Linked DNA regions of Homo sapiens: region 2 is linked to region 1. A link is an interaction called in ENCODE POLR2A ChIA-PET data of the cell type or tissue named here. Cell type or tissue: K562. All regions are shown on one strand. Each heading gives the region's core, and the rest is flanking DNA. Links, peaks and the distances in the headings are about the cores only.

What was found. ChIA-PET counts read pairs that join two places held together with the same protein. Peaks named below come from ENCODE experiments on the same cell type or tissue, not always from the same donor. Only the 100,000 strongest peaks of a DNase experiment are listed, where the experiment ranks them.
Region 2: POLR2A ChIA-PET joins it to region 1 with 7 read pairs; 1 of 35 experiments calls an interaction of 5 or more read pairs at or near these places.

The regions. Positions count from the first base shown.
Region 1 is chr1:38,047,792-38,058,141 of GRCh38, forward strand. The region is part of intron 1 of MIR3659HG (MIR3659 host gene); the gene reads left to right. Among named protein-coding and RNA genes, the nearest start is that of MIR3659HG, 5.8 kb to the left of the region's middle. RefSeq lists an enhancer at 1-306 and a silencer at 5,578-5,637. In K562, for the core only: no CTCF peak of the experiment used is centred there; a DNase peak (open chromatin) is centred at 5,500; H3K27me3 peaks cover 408 bases.
Region 2 is chr1:38,447,553-38,457,902 of GRCh38, forward strand. The region is part of intron 2 of LOC105378657 (a long non-coding RNA gene); the gene reads right to left. Among named protein-coding and RNA genes, the nearest start is that of LINC01685, 22 kb to the right of the region's middle. RefSeq lists an enhancer at 4,995-5,496. In K562, for the core only: no CTCF peak of the experiment used is centred there; a DNase peak (open chromatin) is centred at 4,209; H3K27me3 peaks cover 3,408 bases.

The sequences.
Region 1 (10,350 bases), core at 1,528-5,527:
GGGCCCAGGGGTATCTGACCTGCGCCGCTGCAGCCTTCTCGCTCCTTCTCCCAGCTTGAACGGCTCATCGGCTGTGGTCGTGGTGGGATCACGCCCCGGGAGAGGAGAAGGATGGGCTCAGGGAAGGGGCTCGGGCTCTCCAGAAATCCGGCGTGCAGGCCGGGAGCTGTCCAGCCTCGCTAAGAGCCCTGGGCTAGAGTTTGCCCGGACTTGCCTGGAGCTGCTGAAAAGGGAATTGAGATTGAGGAGGCCTTGTTGGAAAGGTGGGCAGTGGAATTTAGCTACCTCCTCACGCCCCAGCCCTTGAGGACTCCCTGAAGGATCTTGAGTGGAGTCGGACCTCACTGCAGTTCCTTTGTGCCTTCTTACCCGACCTTGGGCCCCAGGCTGAGGGTACTGAGCTGTGTTTTCTCCTCTTCCCCACACCGAGGCTTGGGTCCCAGGGAGTCTTCAGCTGCCAGTCCTCCCTCTTTTCTCTCCTGGATCTAGCCTCAAGTGGATTTATAGCTTACAGGGCCCTGGGGTCCCAGATCACAGAACTGAGCTGGGGGCCCACCTAGGGCCCCACTGGGCAAATCAGGTCTGTGGAATAAATCCTTAGATTGAAAAAAGTTGCTGGGGGCTCAGGTGGCAGCTGCCATTGGAACGATCCAGGGCGGCTGGGACAGAGTTGACAGTGACAGGGGTCACCCTGGGCACAGACTTTGATCATGTGGGCCCTGAATGCCCTAGGACCAGCCAGGGAAGGAGTGGGACAGAGCAGGGCCCTTATCCTGCCATTGGCCACTGTCCTGAGCAGGCTCCGTGGTCCCACCCTAGCTGTAAGAGCTGCGATGGAGCTCTGTGTCTGAACCGAGCTAGAGATACTGGGCTTTCCTGGACTCTGGCCCAGGGAATGGTCACCTTGAGGCAGCCCAGGTCTTTCACCTTTCCCAGGCCTGGGAGGTAGGAGGAAGACTGGGAATTCCGCAGTGAAGTCCATGCTCGTGCCAGCCCTAACCAGGCCTGTGTGATATTGAAGCTTGGGCTTTCAACCTGGAGCTGCCATCATCTCCCTGGGCAAGAGTAACTCTGGTCTAGCCTTCCTAGCTCTTGGTTTTCCTTCCTGTATGTTGGGAATAACAGTACTATAGGCAGCCCACCTGTCTCACTAAGGTAGGTCAGATAGTTATGTGAGACAACGGGGGTGTAAAGCTCTCAGATAGGTGTTTACTTTGGTCGTTTCCATTGTTGCTGTTCAGTGACAGGCAAGGCATTCCCCCTCTCTAACTAAATCTCAGTTTCTCCACCTGTAGCGTGGGATTGCAGAGGTTTGGACCAGTCGACCTCTCTGGCACTTCTCACTCTCATGGTCTGTGATTCTGTGAATCTGTCTCAGTTCCTGTTGAAGGAAGTCTGGACAGCGGGCAGGTGTTTTGATTTCCAGCCTTTGGAATTGCCACTGAGGCTGGAAGAACAATGACCAACAGGCACGGATTTTTTTTTTTTTTTTAAATTATACTTTAAGTTCTGGGATACATGAACAGAATGTGCAGGTTTGTTACATAGGTATACATACAGGCACAGTGTTTTAGCAAGTACTTTTACCTGTACCTCTCAGCCCTGTGAGAGAGCACTGAGATTATTATCTTCATTGCCTAGATGAGGGACCCAAAATTTGTCCAAGGGCACAGGACCTGTGAGTTTTCACTCATCATTCCCCTCATTACCGTGGGATGGGGGTCTATGGAGGCAGCAGCTTTGGCTGGCACAGCAAAGAGAGCCCTTGGCCCTGTTTCTGGTAGGTCTCAAGGGCAGGCCAGGGCCTGCTGGGGCTCCTGAAACCGTCTTCCCATGTCTGTGCTGAATTGAGGGGCATCAGCAGTAGAGCAGTAGCGAGGCTTCTAGGTTATCAGCTTGTCACCCAGCAAATCAAAGTCCCAATCCCACCATGTCCTTTAGCAGCCCTGTGACTTTGTGTGAGCCACATTGCCTCTTGGAGCCTAAGTTTGTGCATCTTACAGTGAGAACAATAATGCCTGCTTTTCAGGATTGCTCTGAGGCTCCACAGATGAAATAAGGCATGCAATTTAGGTGCCCTTTAAATGTTAGATGCTGGCCTGGGCTGGAAAGCAGTTTGAAGCAGGAAAGATATAATTCTTTTCTCTGCTTTGGAAATTTTAGACCTTCTACAGGGATATGGGTTTGGTCTTGAGTCAGAATTTTCTTGTGTTTGAGTTAAGTTTCCCCCAGGAAGTCTTGACATCACTCTTAAGATTCTGTGTGGGACACTAGGGCTGAGACATGGCCACTGGTAGAAACATCTGCAGCTGAGCAACCCCTTTGTCCTGCAGCACCACCTTCTTAGGCCCTGGGGAGAACTCATCCTCAGACCCACAACACGTAGGCAGGGTGTACACACAGAGGTCAGACATCCACGTGACCCATGCAGACACAGAGTGGTGTGGGCATGAGAACAGGTGTGCACACACACACACACACACACACACACACACACAGATACAACCATGCAATTTAGCACAGGACTGAATGTACGGATTCACAATAGGAACACACAAACTTGCACCATTAGGCTGAATATTGATAGTCACACAAAGCAACACCCAGTGGTAAATACAGGCATGTGTCTAAATGGGGAGATACACAGAACCCACACATAGGCTGAAATAGGCTGAAGTAGGCACTGCTTTGCTGACACAGAGATACATGAAACCTAACAGGCTCTTGGGGCCACAAACATGGAGACTCTCAGCTGGTGTGCCGAGTCACACACATAGGCATACCATCATACTCACACACAAGAGCACGTGGAGCCAGCCATGCACACCCTCTCACCCAGATGCACAAAGAGGCTTACCCCACACATCACAGAGACACACAGACATATCTACCCACACCCTGTAAGAAATAACAGATCCGCTCAGGGGATCAGAAAGCAGAGGAAAGGGCTGTGTCCAACCCAGAGTTTGGTCCACATGGTTTGGTTGCAGCGCTAGGCCCAAGGCTTTTCTTTTCATATTTTTTCCCACTCTCCTTTTCTGTGGAGTGCAGCTCCCAGCCAGGCCGCCGCCAGTTTCAGAGTCTCCCGGGCCTCCCTCCCCAGTGGGGCCTCTGCCCAGCCCGCCCCCAGGCAGGAGCTGCTTGGGCTTTCCCAGAGCACAGCAGCCTCCTCCAGGCTCTGGAGTGTGACCGAGCGCCTACTCATTTGACACAGGTCACCGAGCCTCCAGCAGATGGGGCCCTCGCTGTGGGGGGTCTCTGAGCCGGGGGCTGTGGGGGGCTGGGAGTAGGAGGGAGGCTCTGCAGGGATGGACAGGCTACACAAGCTCCAGCTCCTTATACTCTTTCTGCAAAGCCCCGGGTTACAGACGTGGGACCTAGAATACAACTATACTCACGAGTCAGTCGTCATCAGCACCCTGGCGGCCACATACACAGGGCAGTATTCCAGACACACATCCCAGGTGTCAGGGGGCCTAACAATGGCACGCCGAGCACAGCTTTGGGAAGGAGAAAGAGGAAGAGCCTTGCTCAGCGTCTCCTGGAGGCAGCTGGGTCTGGCTGCTTTCCCCCTTTGGTCTCTGAGCCCCCGAGCTCTCTTCTGTGAGTTGGTCAGTTGGTTAGGAGTCCAGGATGGGTTGAGAGCAGATGCAGTTTCAGACCTCAGGCCTTTTCAGTGCTGGGGGAAGACAGGCTCCAGGATGCTCCACCTGGATTCCTCACAAGTCAGGAATGCTAAGAGATGAAGAGGAGAGATGGGGCCCATGGGAAGTGCTGCCGGACAGGCTGTGTATCTTAGGATGCCTCCCGCATGCATGGACTTTGAGTCTTTGAGGCTGGCTGGACCGGGGCAGCACTCGCGGGCCACTTCCTTTCCCTCCTGGCAGTCTCCTTATGCCCTGGATCTTGCCTTTTCAGAGTGGCCTGGCTTGGCAGTAAAGGGTCCTGGGTTCCATCTTGGCCCTGACTCAGGCCTCATTTTGGGCCAGTGTCAGCCTCCTAACCCTCTGTATCCTCATCTGAAAGTTGGGCAATATGGTCTCTGTTGGCTGCTTGAGAAGATGGGGGTGAGATCACTGCTTGAAGAAAACTTGGAAAGGGAAAGTGTGGCTTGATTTCCCTCCCTGGCCGGCCATCTGGGGTGGGTAAGAGGCTGTGTGAGCAGGCGTGGAACCTGCCTGCTCCCCTAACCAGTTCTTGCTAAAGAGTGTCAGGAGGGACCACGCCCACTGGGGCTTGCTGCCCGCGCATTCTGAGCTGCAATGTGGTTTTGACTGGAAGAGTCTGGCAGGGTCCTAGCTGTCATAAATTCCCAGTCTTAGGAGGGTGCCAGGGTCATCTTATTGATCCACTGCCTTGGCGAGGGTGGGTGCCATCTAGACAGATTTGTAGTGCTTGCCACCATCCTAAAGCTCTCCCCGCATAGGATGAGCTCACCCTTCTGAGCCCTCAAAGCCCCTACGTCTCTCCCTCTAAGCTCAGCCCCTTCAGGTGTCCAGTTCTTCTGTCCTTCCTGTAATCTTTAGAGCCCAAGGCAGAAGAGAGGAGTAGTAGTAGGGCCGTCGCTGCCTTTGGCAGAAGAGAAAGGAGCGATCTAACTTATTTAATCTCAGGTCTTGGTGAAGGGAAGGAGGGACAGAAGGTGAAATATCTCTTTGGGAAGAATCTTTCCTTGTATTTTTGTTTTCCTGCCTCAGCCCCTAGGCTGTGGGTGTGGGTAGGGGTCCTCCCAGAGTGTCAGTAGAATATTCAAATTAGGGGTGGTCAATTGCTCTTGAAATTTACTTTCATTTTTAGCAGAATGTCAGCCTTTGAGCTGGTGTTAATGCCCACAATCCGGTTATGCAGAACACGCTCTCTGCAAATCGGTAAATCATTAGTGGGGATTAATCAACTCTGAAAGGCTGGGGCTAGGCTTTAGTTTCTTTCTTTCTTTCTTTCTTTTTTTTAAAACATACTTTTTATCCGGATGGCTGCAAAATTCACCATCACAGGATAGGGTGGGAGCAGGGGATGATAATTTAAGTCCTTGTCACCATCATTAGAAAAGTGAGATACCTTTCTGGGCCTTGGGTTGACTTTGTAGTCCAATTGAAGGGTGGGAGTAGGCAGTTTGGGTGGGGTGGGAGGAAGGGAGGGCAGTTCCCTTGTGATTATATGTGTTATGATGTTTATAATAGTGTGTAGGTGGCTTGGTGTGCTTGTATATATGGTGACTTTATGTTAGCATGCTTGCATGAATTCATACGTTTCTACTTTAGAGATGCCCATTTATGTGCTTGTGTTAGGGTGCTTTTGCTTGGTTTGTATTAGTGTCAGACACTTGGTTTGTAATTGTGTCAGACAGTACTTCCGTTTGAGAGTGTTTTGGGATACTGTTTTATTGTGTGTGTGAGTACTTCCCCTCTGGTGGGAGACCACATCTCACCCTCCTCAGCCTCAGGGTAGCTCCCTAGGGGAGGAAGGTAGAACAGGAGGGCAGTCCCAACCAGCACCTGCTGGGGGGGTGTGGCTCAAGGTTGATTTGCATATTCATGAGCTAGCTGCCTGGTGGCTTGGGGAGCTCTCCTCTTGAAGAGACTCAGTCTGAGCCCAAGTGGGAGACCTCTTAGGGCAGATAGGGAGGTCAGGCTCTCACTGTTAACACCTCTTACTCCCCAGTCTCAGGTATAGTGGCTGCCTCCACCCCATGGCTCAGGAACCTCCAAAACCCGCAGTTCCTGAAACCTGACCTCTGCATAGCCACAGTACACATAATTCTAGCTTCCAATAGGGATAAGAGTGATGTGGCCGCTCCTATCAGGAAGCTGTCAGTTCCTGGACGCTCCTGTGGGGGATCTTGGGGAAGGAAGCTTATTCTTCCAGCCAGGATCAAGCTGATAAATGGGACCATCTCCCCATTCTCTGTTCACACTGGATCAGCCTCCTTATTCCTCTCCTTCTCCCTAGCTTAATGCAGCCCAGCTTTGGAGTAGTAATTACCTTCACATGACCCAGTAATCATATTCCCTGGGTGTTGAGCAGAGCATGTGTGTACGGGGATGAGGTCACAGGACTTTCCCTTCCCCTCTAGTCACAGAGTGTGAGGTTTGAGGTGGGATTTAATGGGCCTGGTCCTTACATCAACCCACATTTTCCTCTAACCACCCCCACCTCCCTCTCCCAATATAGGGTCAGCTTGGCTAGCCTGGGCATCACCGTTTGCTACTCCCCAGATGGCACAGGTGCCCTGTACTCCTGTACATGTGCCTCGTTCATCATCCCACTGTATGTCTCCCCACGCCTCCAATGTAGTAGTCTAGCTTGTAGTCAGGGGGAAGAATGGAATGATACAACTACTTGGCTTTTGCAAGGTGGGAAGGTCTGGGGAGAGTTGTCTGGGCTCATTGCTGACCTTTCTCAGCTTTCTTGGGGGGTAGCAGGTGGAGGGTGGAAGTGGTGAAGGAGGATTTAGGAATTATATTTTCCCAGGGACCTCTCAGCATCTTTATATATCTCTCGTGGCAGACATCTGTCTGAGCTTAGGGTAGCATCTGCCTAGGCTAGGGACAACATCTGTTTGAGGCTGGGACACCTGGCTGAGCCCAGCACATTATCTGGCCCTGGGACAGCTTCTGTCTGAGCTCAGGACATGTGTTTGAACCTGGCACAACATCTGTCTGGGCCTGGTACATCATCTTCCTGGCCTGGGGGCAATGTCTGTTTGAGCCCTGGATGTGTGTTTAACTTGGGGACGTCTGCTGGGCCTGGAACAATACCTGTCTGAGCCTGGGGATGGACTTGTCATTGCAGATAAAATCACCCCTGAGCCTCAACTTTGGTTTGTGGCTGAACACAGAGTGTGTGCAGGGCTCATGTCCCTGTTCTCCTTTCTACCGAGGAACGGGATCTTAGGTGGAATGCCTCAGTTTACCTTCAATTGTAGGTCCATTGGCCTGGTTGCTCTGGGTACCTCGAGCACTGGACAAAGCCTACAACCCCAGTGGCTCTGGGAAACCAAAGTCAAAAGAACGCATGAGGGGATCGATAGGTTATAAAATCCAGTGACCGGTCTAGGATGATTCTCCCTTTCTCCAATCCCTCATCTAGGTACTTGAGTCAGGTCACAGTGTTCCCACTAAGACACAATTTGGACATGTCACTTTGCACTTGGCTCCTGAGAACCCTTCTATTTATTTATTTATTTATTTATTTATTTATTTATTTATTTATTTTTTGAGACAGAGTCTCACGCTGTTGCCCAGGCTGGAGTGCAGTGGTGCAATCTTGGCTCACTGCAACCTCCGCCTCCCGGGTTCAAGCTATTCTCCTGCCTCAGCCTCCCGGGTAGCTGGGACTACAGGCACCCACCACCACACCTGGCTAATTTTCCTGAGAACACTTCTATTGCTCCCTGTTATGTACATCATCAGGCCCAAAGTCCCTGGTAATCCTGTCTCTGCTGACCCTCTGAATCCAGCAACACTGAGCTCTGTTCCTGCAAACACACGGGGCCCTCCGAGACCCCTTATCTCCACACACATGGTTCCCTCTCCTGGGAATGTCCACCATCTCTGCTTTACATTCTTCAAATCCCAGCACAAGGGTCACCAGCCCTGGGAAGTTTTCCCCTCTAGACTAAGCCACAGCCTCTGTCCTGCTTCCACAGTCCATTTGTGCATTAGCATTTACAGGCCTATATTGTCATTAATTCTTTGTGTGTCTGTCTCTCCCATAGGACTGTGAGCTCTGGGGCTCCGGGACTGGATCTGCTTCACCTCTATCCCCCAGCACCCAGCTCAATTCCCGGTCTATAGTACTCACCAATAAAGAATGCCTGTTGAATGACCATAGGTTGTGCCCCTGTGATCTCATTTCCTTCTTTTTTAAAAATGAGGGCTTAGAGGGATACTGTAGACACTGGTTTGCAGTCTCAGAAGAAGTGGGCTTCAGAGAAGAGGGCATGTCTTTTTCATACCTGGTTGGTTGACTGTAGCCAAAAGCGCTGGGTAATGGACCCAGAGTGCCCTGGACAAGAGCCTGGTGGAGGCTTGTCCTGCCCAAGGTTCTTTATCGGTGAAGTGAAGTGAAGGTCAGGGGGCAGCAATGAATCCAGACATAATAGCCTCTCTGTGGGCTGCAGGGATGGGACTAAGTCTAATAAGGAGGACTGTGTCGGGCAAATGTCAGGACCTTGACCTGGGACCAAACCCAACTCCTTGGGGGCAGGTGGGAGAATAGAGGCCTGGCTCAGCACGAATGGAGAAGTTACAGGGTTCCTAGGTATGCTCGTCTTGCCAGAGAGAGAAAGTCACAAAAAGTTTTATCAATATCAACGTTGTATCCAGAGCAAGGTGCTCTCACTGGTCAGGACACCCTGGCACCTGGCCAGCTTCAGAGGGACATGGATCCCTAGGAATGTGTATGGGGAGAAAGGCCAGAATAGGGGGGCATGTGGAACCATGAAGAGGTAGCTGAGAAGTGAATGTTCCGAGGACATGGTCTCTGCTTTTGTGTCTTTTATTCCACCAAATAGGAATATCTTTATGTTTTTGCTGATGATAAAAACAATACAAGCTCATTTGTAAACACTAGAAAAGTAGTATACAAAATAGAAAATGGAAGTCCTCCATCAGCCTCTCTGCCTCATTCCTCATAACTACTCCTGGTGGCTATATCTTTCCAGACCTTTTTTTTGTGTGGACACACAGTACTTAATAATAGTAGCTTAGGTTTATTGAGGGTTTATGATGTGCAGGTACTGTGCTAAATGCTTCTACCTGAATTTACGCATTGCATCCTCACAAAAACATTATGGGTTAGCTGCAACTATTATTCCCATTTTACAAATGAAGAAACTGAGGCTCAGAGAGTTGAACTCAAACTTGCCAGGGTTATCCAGGTAGTAATCTATATCGTTATCTGTGGATCTATTATGTACAGATATATAGATAGATAGAGATATGAATTCTTTTGGCAGAAGATGGGACCACAGTGCATATAGTGTTTTATAGTGTTTTGTAACTTGTTCTTTTTTGTTGTTGTTGTCGAGACGGAGTGTTGCTCTGCTGCCCAGGGTGGAGTGCAGTGGCGCAATCTTGGCTCACTTCAACCTCCACCTCCTGGATTCAAGCAATTCTCCTGCCTCAGCCTCCCGAGTAGCTGGGATTACAGGTGCCTGCCACCACACCGGCTAATTTTTGTGTTTTTAGTAGAGATAGGATTTTACCACGTTGGCCAGGCTAGTCTCGAACATGTGACCTCAGGTGATCCGCCTGCTTTGGCCTCCCAAAGTGCTGGGATTACAGGCGTGAGACACCGCACCCGGCCTGTAACTTGTTTTTTTAAATTAACAATGTTTTTGGATGTGTGTCTATTTTTTAATACATCTTATCCACTTTACCCTTTTGAAATGGCTGTACAGTATTCATTGTGTTGATGCACTGTAATTTCTTTAAAATCTACTGATGGACATTGAGATTGCAGCTTCTGCCTCTTGTCTGCAGGGCTGTCCTGGGTCCCAGGGAGTAGATAAACTCTTTGTGACCTGAAGGAGCAGAGTTCAGATCAAGCCATGGACATTTTAGGGAGCCAGTGTTCGGGTTCCCCATTCTAAGGACCACCTTGTCAGAGACTAAGCTCCCTGACTCTGGAGGAATTGAGTAAAGGCAGAGTAGCTGCTCTCAGAAATGCCGCAGGAGGATTTTTGTATCAGGCTATGCTTTGGGGGGAGCGTGGGTGGGGCCTGAGGTATAGGGAAAGGAGCGCTGGTTTTACAGCTTGGAGACCTGCTCAAGTCCCTGTTCTGGCTCCTGGCAAACCTCCCAGTGCTTCAGTTTTCCCCATCTGTAAAATGAAAATAGAGTACCACAGTAGTTCAGATCATGGGCTTGGAGCCAGGCAGACCTGATTCTGAGTGTAGGTGCTGCCTCTTACCAGCTGTGTGACCAGGGGCAATTTGCTTAAACTGTCTTAGCTATACTTAACTTTAACCCAGGAATACAATACAAATAGTTGTGTGTGTGTGTGTTTTGAGACAGGGTCTCGCTCTGTTGCCCAGGCTGGAGTGCAGTGACGTGATCACAGTTGACTGCAGCCTTGACCTCCTGGGCTCAAGCGATCCTCCCACCTGAGCCTCCTGAGTAGCTGGGGACTACAGGTGCATGCTACCACACCCAGCTATTTTAAAAAAAGATGTTTTGTAGAGATAGGGCCTCATTATGTTACCCAGGCTGGTCTTGAACTCCTAGGCTCAAGCGATTTTCCCACCCGGGCCTCCCAAAGTGTTGGGAATATAGGCATGGGCCACCACACCAGCCTACAAATAGTTTGTCCTTACATTTCAACTAATTTTTTTTTTTTTTGAGACGG
Region 2 (10,350 bases), core at 2,094-6,093, 400 kb after region 1:
GTAAGGTCTGTGCAAGGCACCAAATGGGAGAGAAAAGTCACCCATGGATCCTTCCCATGGGGCTGTGGAAGGCAGCTGGAGCCTCAGCTCAGCAGCAGTAGACTACGTAGCCTGAGCAAGCCTTTGGGCTTCAGTTTCCTAAAACTAAAAATAATATGTTCCTTGTAAAATCATAGTAGTGACTTAATGAGCTAATGTATGTGAAAAATGCTTTATATGCGATACCAATATTAGCTGTTATTATGGACAGAAGTTATGTTGGACAAGTACAAGGAGACCATCGTACTTATTTTTTTATTTTTTATTTTATTTATTTATTTGTTTATTTTGAGACAGAGTCTTGCTCTGTTGCCCAGGATGGAATGCAGTGGTGTGATCTCAGCTCACTGCAACCTCCACCTCCTAGTTTCAAGCAATTCTCCTGTTTCAGCCTCCCAAGTAGCTGGGACTACAGGCATGTGCCACCATGCCCAGCTAATTTTTGTATTTTTGGTAGAGACAGCGTTTCACCATGTTGGCCAGGCTGGTCTCGAACTCCTGACCTCCAGTGATCCCCCCGCTTTGGTCTCCCAAAGTGCTGGGATTACAGGCGTGAGCCACTGCGCCCGGCCTGAGACTGTAATATTTAAAGGATGCAATTAAAAATGGGCAAAAGATTTGACAAGGAATTTACAGAAAAATGCAAATGGCCAAGAAATATAAAAAGATGTTCAAATTCACCTGTATTTAAGAAAATGGAAATTAAAACACTAAAATGCCATTTGTCACCCAGCAGATAGTAAAAAAAAATGCAAAATATTTATATTTAGCATCTAAAAGCTGGTGAAGGTGTGAGGAAACAGGCATTCCTATACTTCACTGATGAGCTATATCCCCACATCCTATCTGGAAAGTAATCTGCTAGTAACTATAAGAATTAAGCATATTATATCCTTTGGCCCAGAAATCACACATTTGTGACTCTTTCCTACAGAAACTAAAACATCACTATAAAAAGATGTGTGTATGAAGATTACGGACCGGAAGACAACAGGGAAAGATTTGAATAAATGTATAGAACATTATGAAGCCATTTAAACGAAAGATATATGTGAATTGGCATGGAGGAATGCCCATAATATATTATTAAGTTAAGAAAGGTAATTGTGTATGTGCAATGAGAGCACATTTAAATATTAGTAGAAAACCCCTTTATGTATGAATATATAAATGAATATGTTAGTGTGAACACAAAGAAAGACATTGGAAGATGCAAACAAAACAAAACATTGCTTACACAAGGAGGTGCTGGGGAGAGGAGGACACTGGAGAAGAAGAATGGGGAAAACATCACCCTTTACCTTACATGCTTCTGCATTTTGATTTTGTAATGTGAAAGGATTACGGCTCATCATAAAGGAACAGGAGAAGGGATGTAGAAATTCCGAGCAGGAGATTCCTTCTCCATGGAGAAGGTGGCTGGGCAGGACTTGAAAGAATGAGTGGACTCAGGACCTCCCCACATTGAGGGCGGGAGAAATCAGTCCTGAGCCTCGAAATGAGAACTCCGCATTTTAGGCCATGGCTGAGCGTACACAAGTGCAGGGAAGCTGGGTGGGGAACACTCTCAGTCCCGGCTGGGCTGGGCTTAATCCCAGATAGAAAATGAATGATTGTCCAACGACCAGCCCTGGGGGCTATGGAGACAAGGACGAGCAAAGCCATGGTCATCCTGAACTTACTAAAGACCACGTAGTGAGTGGGTTTTAACTTCAGAATTCCTGGCCAGCTGAATTCTCCACCCAGCAGCCCTTCAGAGGGAGTCTTTTCTGCATCCCCCATTGATGCTGGAGGATAGGAGAAAAGAAAATCACAAAGCCAGTTGGAAAACCTTCCTACTTTGTCTTTAGTATTAAAGAAATGCAAAGGTGATGAATTAGGCAAATTGGTTGATGTCAAGTTGTATCCATCAGAATGATTCAGAGCCCAGAATGAGTAATAGTAATGGGGAATAGCTGTTACTAAGAGTAACCAAATTAGCATTATCGAAAAAGACAAAGGAAAAGCAGGCAGCCAGCAGGCACTCTGTCCCTGAGCCTGCCCCTCAGTTTCCACAGCCCAGCTTCTGCATGGAGCCCACCCTAACTGGGGGGCGGCTTCTTGCCTAAAGCATTCCCTGTGGACTTGGAGCTTTAACAAGATCAAAGAATATTCACATCCATTTTCTTATTTGATCACATTCTTAGCAGGCCAGTGACATTGGCTCCATTTCACAGCTAGGGATCCGAAGCTCAGAGAAGTGAAAAGGTCTGCCCAGTGTCATGGTCACATAGCTGGTAAGTAACAAAAACCTAGCTTTCAACTCAGGACTCGTGAATCTTAATCCAGGACTTAAGTGCCTGTACTTTCTACAGAACGTCCATTTAAAAAAAGAAAAAAAAAAAAGGACCTACTTTTTTTCTTTAGCCATTCATTAGCAGTCAAAAGTAGGAGCTAGGTGGATGCGTGGAGAGGGGAAAGGGAAGAATATGAAAGAACTCTACAGGAGGATCACAGCTCCACAAAACCTCCCAGTGGGCCCGGACCAAGGTGCCTGGGTCTGCTGGACATGTTTAGGATGCTTGACCTCTGCCGGCCTTTTGAGCTCAAGAAGTCTTGCTTTGTGCCAAGTGACCCCACCACATTCCGTTACAGCCAATTGGCCTAAGGCAGCCCCTGAACCATCAAGGGCAGCTGGTCCACAGGTCAGCCACAAAAGATGACCAGGACCAGATCCCCTCTGTATCAAGAATTTGAACAGGGCTGGGCGTGGTGGCTCACGCCTGTAATCCCAGCACTTTGAGAGGCTGAGGCCAGCCAATCACGTGAAATCAGGAGTTCAAGACCATCCTGGCTAACACGGTGAAACCCTGTCTCTATTAAAAATACACAAAATTAGCTGGGCATGGTGGTGGGCACCTGTAGTCCCAGCTACTTGGGAGGCTGAGGCAGGAGAATTGCTAGAACCCAGGAGGCAGAGGCTGCAGTGAGCCGAGATCGTGCCACTACACTCTGGCCTAGGTGGCAGAGTGAAATTCCATCTTGGGGGAAAAGAAAAAAAAAGAATTTGAACAAGAAACAAAGAGAGAGGCTGCCATTGCTAGCAGGAACATGGTGCACAGCTGGGTGTGTTCACTTCCTGGGGCAGCCAGGACACATGAGCACACATTGGGTGCCTTAGAACAAGACAAACATCTTCTCTCATAGTTCTGGAGGCTGGAAGTTCAAAACCAAGGTGCAGTGGGGCTGTGCTCCCTCTGAAGGCCCTAGGGAAGACGCTTTCCTTGCCTCCTGGCCTCTGGAGTCTGCTGGCAATGCTTGGTGTTCCTTGGCTTGTGACAGCATCATTCCATTACCTGCCTCCAGCCTCATGTGACCATCTTCCCTCTGTGTCTTTTCATATAAGGACACCAGTGATAGGATTTAGGGGCCACGCAAATGCAGTATGACCTCATTTTAGATTGATTAACTCTGCCAAGACCCTATGTCTGAATAAGTTGATATTCATAGGTACTGAGAGTAAGGACTTCAACATATCTTTCTGGAAACACAATTCAAGCCACAACCCTGGGCCACAATAGTACAGTAGAGAAGGCCCACGGACAGCTGCCTCTGAGGCCCCCAGATCTCCCTTCAACTTAAAACTCCCTGCAGCTCCGGCCTCAGGGAAGCTGAGCTGTCAGCCACGGGTCCCTAGGAGAGCCCTACTTTTGAATCCCCAGGTACCGCTGAGGGTCTCCTTCCAATGCTCCCCGTGCTTCTTTCTGATGGTTTGACAGGGGTTATTCCTTGCAAACAAAACAGACCAAAAATAAAGCTAAGTTTAATGTTTATTTTTCTGCCATAAATTTGCTTAATTCTATAATTTAAAAGCACTAAGATGCTTCAGAGGCTCCTTTTGTTGGAAAGTAGAATATTTCTCCCATGTGCTGGCCCAGCCTAGTCACTGGGATTTTTTTTTTTTTTTTTTTTTTTTTTGCTGAAACAGCCACCTCCTGTCACCAGGATAAACAGAGACACCCCAAGGAAACCTGAATTAGAATCACTGGTGCATTCCTAAGAGGACCTTGGTTAGACCCCAAAGAAATCAGACTAGGACACAACATTCTTTTAGCAAGCTATGAAAAAGCTGCCTCCAGAGAGGCCAGCCTGCCTGAGTCATCACTGTGTGGGAAGGACTGGAGCCAGCTGTCCCGCTGGCGGGGGTCTGAATTTCTCTGCAAAGTCACACTTCAAGAGAGTCACACAGTCCCAAGTTGACAGCTGAGGTGGGAATGGCAGCTCTACTCTTTCACCCTTCCCTCTCCTCCCTAGTCATCCTCCATCCTTTCAGGCTGAGAGCTCTCCCATGCCAATCCACACACTCCTCTATTCATGGTGAAATGCTCCCCTCCCCCAGGCAGGGGCCCTAGAGACGGTGCTGGTTGTAAATATCCTGACTGTGTGCAAGGAGAGGAGACAGGAGGTCCTTGCACTCTGAAATGATCAGCTTCCATGACTGTAATTATATAAATTACATCTAAAATTTCCTATAAATTCCATATGTAATCCTACAAATTCAGTGTGTTTCTATCAAGAAGATTGGTATATTTGTGTGAGAGAGAGTGTGTGTAGAGAGGATTAGAGAGAGGATAGGGGGATCCAGTGGTTTAGAGGCTCACGAAAACCCTCTATCTGGCCCCTCCCTGACTTCATGAAGCCCTTACAGACTCACTGAGCAAGCAACCCCTACATCCTGGAAAAATTTCAGATCCAATGCTACGGCAATCACTGCCTATTCCCCTTGTATGACATGAGCTCTGTACTTCTGTGGGCAAAACATACAAATCACAGTGCTTCCCCTTTACAAGTGAAGCACGCACAAGGAGCACAGGGAAGTCTGGAAAGCGGGTGGGGCTGGGGGTTGTCAAGCCTGATTCCTGATCCTTCCATGTACTTTTAGGACCCTGCTAACCCTCAGTGTGCCCTCGGCATCTCTGCCCCCCTTTAGGAGGTCTCATCCTGACCTCAGGGAGGAGGAACTTCAACTCTAGCCAATTCTTGGCTAGATGGAATTCTTTGTGATGCAGCACCAACATCGCCATGTTAGTCAGACCTTGACTTTGTTTCCCAGTTTCTGGCTGAGCTGATGCCCTGCTCCCTCGGCTTTCGGGGTTTTTTTTGTTTGTTTGTTTTTCTGGAGTCCTATCTACTACCACAAAACTCTTAGACTGGAGTCCAGCTTGTTTTTTTGTGCGTGTTGCTTTGTTATTGTTTTTTGAGATGGAGTCTCTCTCTGTTACCAAGGCTGGGTGCAATGGTGCGATCTTGGCTCACTGCAACCTCCGCCTACTGGGTTCAAGCAATTCTGTCTCAGCCTCCAAGTAGCTGGGACTACAGGCGCCCGCCACCACGCTGGATAATTTTTGTATTTTTAGTAGAGACGGGGTTTCACCATATTGGCCAGGCTCTTCTCGAACTCCTGACCTTGTGATCACTCACCTCGGCCTCCCAAAGTGCTGTGATCACAGGCGTGAGCCACCGCGCCCGGCCGAGTCCAGCTTGTTTTTACCACGCTACTCTGTCTCCCAGGGACTGTGGTCCCAGGTTAATTCAGATCAGAGGCTGAGACTTTGACAGCTGCCATAGCCCTCTCTTCCACCTGCAGAGTGTATCAGGCAGGGTGAAGGGGAGGGGTGGCTACTCAGGTTCTCCCTCCTTGCCCTTCTCCATCTGCCAGTCCCTCTACGGTGACCCAGCATATGCCCTGCTGTATTCCAAGACAAAACAGATTTCACAATATGTGGCCGGCACAAAGGTGAGTTGTCCTTGCTACTGTCTCAGGCCTTTCCCTCAAGATAATCCAGCCCTGAACACTCAGCAAACAACTGGTTGTCAGAATGTTTCCCAGGGTGGGAATGACCAGAGAACCCCATGCTGTTAGTCCAAGGTTTCTGGACCTAGAAGGGCCCTTAAAATCAGCCAGCCGGATACACCATTTTACAGATGAGAAAACAGAGGTCCCCAACTCTAGACCAAGAAGAAGGTAAGATCAGCGGCAGACACATATTCATCAACTGCATGCGTCGAGGGCTACTGTAGACCGAGCATTACAGATACAGCCTCTGCTTTTGGAGGCACAGTGTCCAGAGTAGGACAGAGCAGACACACAAGTGCAATCCACCAAGGAAGTGCTGTGATGGGGATGATTTGGAGACACGCTGTCCAGAGGAGGACAGAGCAGACACGCGGGTTCAATCCAACAGGGAAGTGCTGGGATAGGGATGGCACATGATGGACATGAGAGCCAGAACACAGGCTTCCAACCCCGAGGAGCAGGGAAGGTTGACTGGGGGCCAAGAAAATGTGGTCTGCATCCTCAAGACAATATTTGCTCAGCATAAGGTGCGAATCTAGTGTTTTTCACCTTTTCATTTCCAGTGCTAAACCAAAGACATCTATGGTGGCAGACTGAACCAGAGAATTCGTTATGAAAACTGCATGTTGCATGGTCTGAGCTTGATGGCTTATAAATGGGAAACAACCACTGCCTTCAAACATGCTCCTCCCTGCCCCGCCATGCCATCTTGGGGAGAACTCAGAGCTTTCTTCTCACTTGCAGTCATGAGAATGTTCTCTGTTGAGGTAGTTAAAACTTACTTCCATGTATTAAAAAGGCCAAAGTATCCAAATAAAAATTGCCCAAATTGAAACTTCTGTCTTGCATATGATTCAAAGCCACTTCACTTTGCCAGGCTCAGGACTCATCCCTGGGGCTGAGAAGGGGGTGTGGCCTACTGGACCAGGAGAAGGAGGCGTGGCCTACTGGACCAGGAGAAGAGGGCATGGCCTACTGGACAAGGAGAAGGGGGCATGGCCTACTGGACAAGGAAAGGGGGCGTGGCCTATTGGACAAGGAGAAAGGGATGTGGTCTATTGGACAAGGAGAAAGGGATGTGGTCTACTGGACAAGGAGAAAGGGATGTGGCCTACTGACATAGAGAAGAGGATGTGGCCTACGGGACATAGAGAACGGGGTGTCGCCTACTGACAGAGAAGGGAGTGTGGCCTACTGGACATAGAGAAGGGGGTGTGGCTTACTGGACATAGAGAAGGGGGTGTGGCCTACTCTTTCCTTGCTTTTCCCTTTTTTATCCTCATCCCACTGCTGTTCTTGGCTACTCTAGAATAGAGGCAAGAGAAGTAGGGATTATAAGGAAAGAGTGAGTCTTATCTTTAACTAGTCCTACAGTCCTCTCTTGGCCAATGCTGGTTAGCATTAATGCTCTTAATGTGACAGGCCTTCAAATGCTGGCTCTCTCACTGGGAAGTTTCTACTGGGACGTCCACCCTCCATGGTCTCCTGATATGAGCAATGTGCCCTCTGGCTGACCTCTTGCAACTTTCCTCTTACCCCAGGATCTGCACTAAAGGAGTCCTCCTGCCTGGAAGGTGGAACGTCCTCACCACCTAGAACTGCCTAAACCGAGCTGTCCTCCATAGCAACCACTTCCCTCCTGAGATACTCACGTGCCTTTGCCATGCTCCACAGTGACATACAGGCTGCTCATCTGCTGTCCTACCTTTGCCCTCACAATTGCAAATGACTCCAATTACTACTTGCCTTCAGAATTCCCCAGTCACCAGTTTCTATATTCACGTGCCAAGGAACGCATGCCAAGCTCTCCAAGCACTCTCCCACTCTGCTTCACTCCCGGCCATCACTGGGTAGGCTTGGAAGCTTCTGCAGCTCAGCAGTTGTCCAGTTGAAGAGTGAGATGCCTGTCTGCACTTGTGCAGGCATTTCACGCTCTGAGCGGCCCTCTTGGAAACCTGTTACTTGGCTTGGGGAATGAGGATACCCACTCCTCTTATTTTCACCATGGGGCAGGAAAGGAAAAGGCACAGCTCTCCTTATCAAGCCAATGGCTCATATACCTCTCAATTTCTGCCTTCAATCTACTCTCTAGTTCTTCTGTCTATATGGACTGAGGATGGGCAACAGGGAAAAGACGGGTCAGTTTGGCTCATTTTCTGGAAGCCCCAGAGAGTTTATCTGGTAGCAACTGTTTCCATCTATTTCCATCCAATATTCCTGCTATTTCAAGATAGGAGGAAAGTCATGTTAACATCCTATTTCACTCAAATCATTGCTTTCACTGATGAGGGTAACTGGTGTAATCCCTAGACTTTAGAAATCATGTAGCCCATCTCCCTGCTGTGGCAGAGAGGAGAGCCTGGGGTCCAGAAAGGGGAAGATTGGCTTAGCAGCCCAGGGACAACCCCCAGAAACCCTGACCTGAGACTTATGCGCCATCCCCTGCTTTTCCCTTGATTGTCTCCACCAGACCAGTGTGAATCATCTCACCGGAAACCGTGTTCAGCACAGTCCTTTGCTTACTGAAAGTCAAGGCTTCTGGAAAAGCCGAGGCTGAAGCTGTGGTGCTGACTAGGGGCTGGGGGCGGGGAGTGGATCCCTGGCTCCAGGAAAGGGAGCAAAAAGCTAATGCCAGGCAGGTCAGGAGCCCTAAAGGGGAAATGTGACAGTAATTAAGGAGGAAGCTGGCCTTCTCATCCTGGGTCATGACCACTCCCTATAGTCTCTGTCGAGGTCACTTGAAGCGGAAGATTGTATCCGGCCAGACATTGGAGGCACAAGCTCAGCAAAGTGTTCAGGACAGCTTTATTTAATTCCCTGTCCATATGGAAATGCCCTGCACTGAACGGTTTGGAAGCCACAATTGCATTAGCCGTCTGGAGCTCCCATAAGCTTAATCAAGCCATAATCAAGGATCTTCTGTGATTGTCCATTATCTGCCTCTCAGCCAGAGAGGCACGTTCTTGAGGGAAAGTGATCAGAGAGCTGCGTTCTTGGCACTAATTACATGCTAGCCTGCATCTGTGTCCCTCCCGCGGCCGTCAGGAGCCATTGTGGATGGCCCCGGGACATCTCACCCACTTCTGTGCAGGTGACCCTGAGCAGGCTCAGCCCCCAGAATAGAGTCCATGCTGATCAGTCTGAATACGGCTTCCCAGGCAGACGAGGTCTTGCCAGTTCAAATGTGACTGCATGTTTTACATTGAAAGCACCCTGGGGTGCTTAGGAAGGGGCTACTGCTGGGTCAGCAGATAATTCACCACAGGAGCCCAGAGAACATCTGGAGATGCAGCAAAAACAGCCAGATGGGCACCTCTTGAGATCAGCAAGGATAGAGAGGAAGCAAGCATTAGAAGCATCAACCACCCCTGCCAAACAAAAGGGCATCATTGTTTGCATAAGCCCTGCCACTGTCTGGCTTCTGCTGATTTCTAGCAATGTTCTCTCATTCCCCACATCATGTGTCCTCAGCTCCAGCTGAATTGGGCTCCTCTGGCCCCACATGCTCCCACCTCTCTACCCAGTCCTTGCTGCCCGATTGTTCACTTGCCCTCAACATGGCATGTCCAAACATTATTTGGACCTCATTTCTGGGTCCAACCTCCAATGCCAGGGCTGCTACAAAGCCTTCCATGTTCACCCAAGTGAGATGTGGCCTCTCCCTTCACTTAAGTCCCCAGCAACATCTCTTCTGGTGCTTCTCAGTTTGGGCTGCAGTGGTTGTGTTCAGTGGACTGAGAACTCCTCAAGAGCAGGAGCTGCCTCCAGCTTCATGTTTCCTTTAAGAAATGTAAAAAATCACACAAAAGTTTGGTCAGTTGTGGTGGCTCACGCCTGTCATCCCAGCTCTTTGGGAGGCTGAGCAAGAGGATCTCTTAGGGCCAGCAGTTGGAGGTCACAGTGATGTTTATGCCACTGCAATCCAGCCTGGGTAATGCAGCAAGACTCTGTCTCAAAAAAACAAACAAACAACACACATACACGCACACACACAAACAGAGAATGACAAAACCATCACATGTGTCCCTTCAACCAGAACAAATTATCATTAAATTTGTACCACACTTGCTTCATTTAAAAAACAAAAACCAGAAAACATGACAGATAAAGTTGATGTCACCTTAGCATAGGTATTAAGAGAATATAAAGCTAATAAATGGCTCTGGAGCCAGATTGCCTGGGTTCAAATCCCCATTCTGCCACTCGTTAGAAAGTTGACCATGGACAAATTACTCAACCTTTCTATGCCTCAGTTTCCACTTCTGTAAAAACTGTGGAATGTTGTCACGAAGATTCAACGAGTTAGTGTATGTAAAACTCATAGAACAGCACCTGCCTATAAGTATTCAATAAATGCGAGCTATTATTTAATCTTCCATCCCTAAACCTATTTCTCAATGCACCCCTCCCAACCCCCAACAGAGGCAACCATATCATGAGTTGAGTATATATGTGCTTTCAGTTCAAGCTTTGCA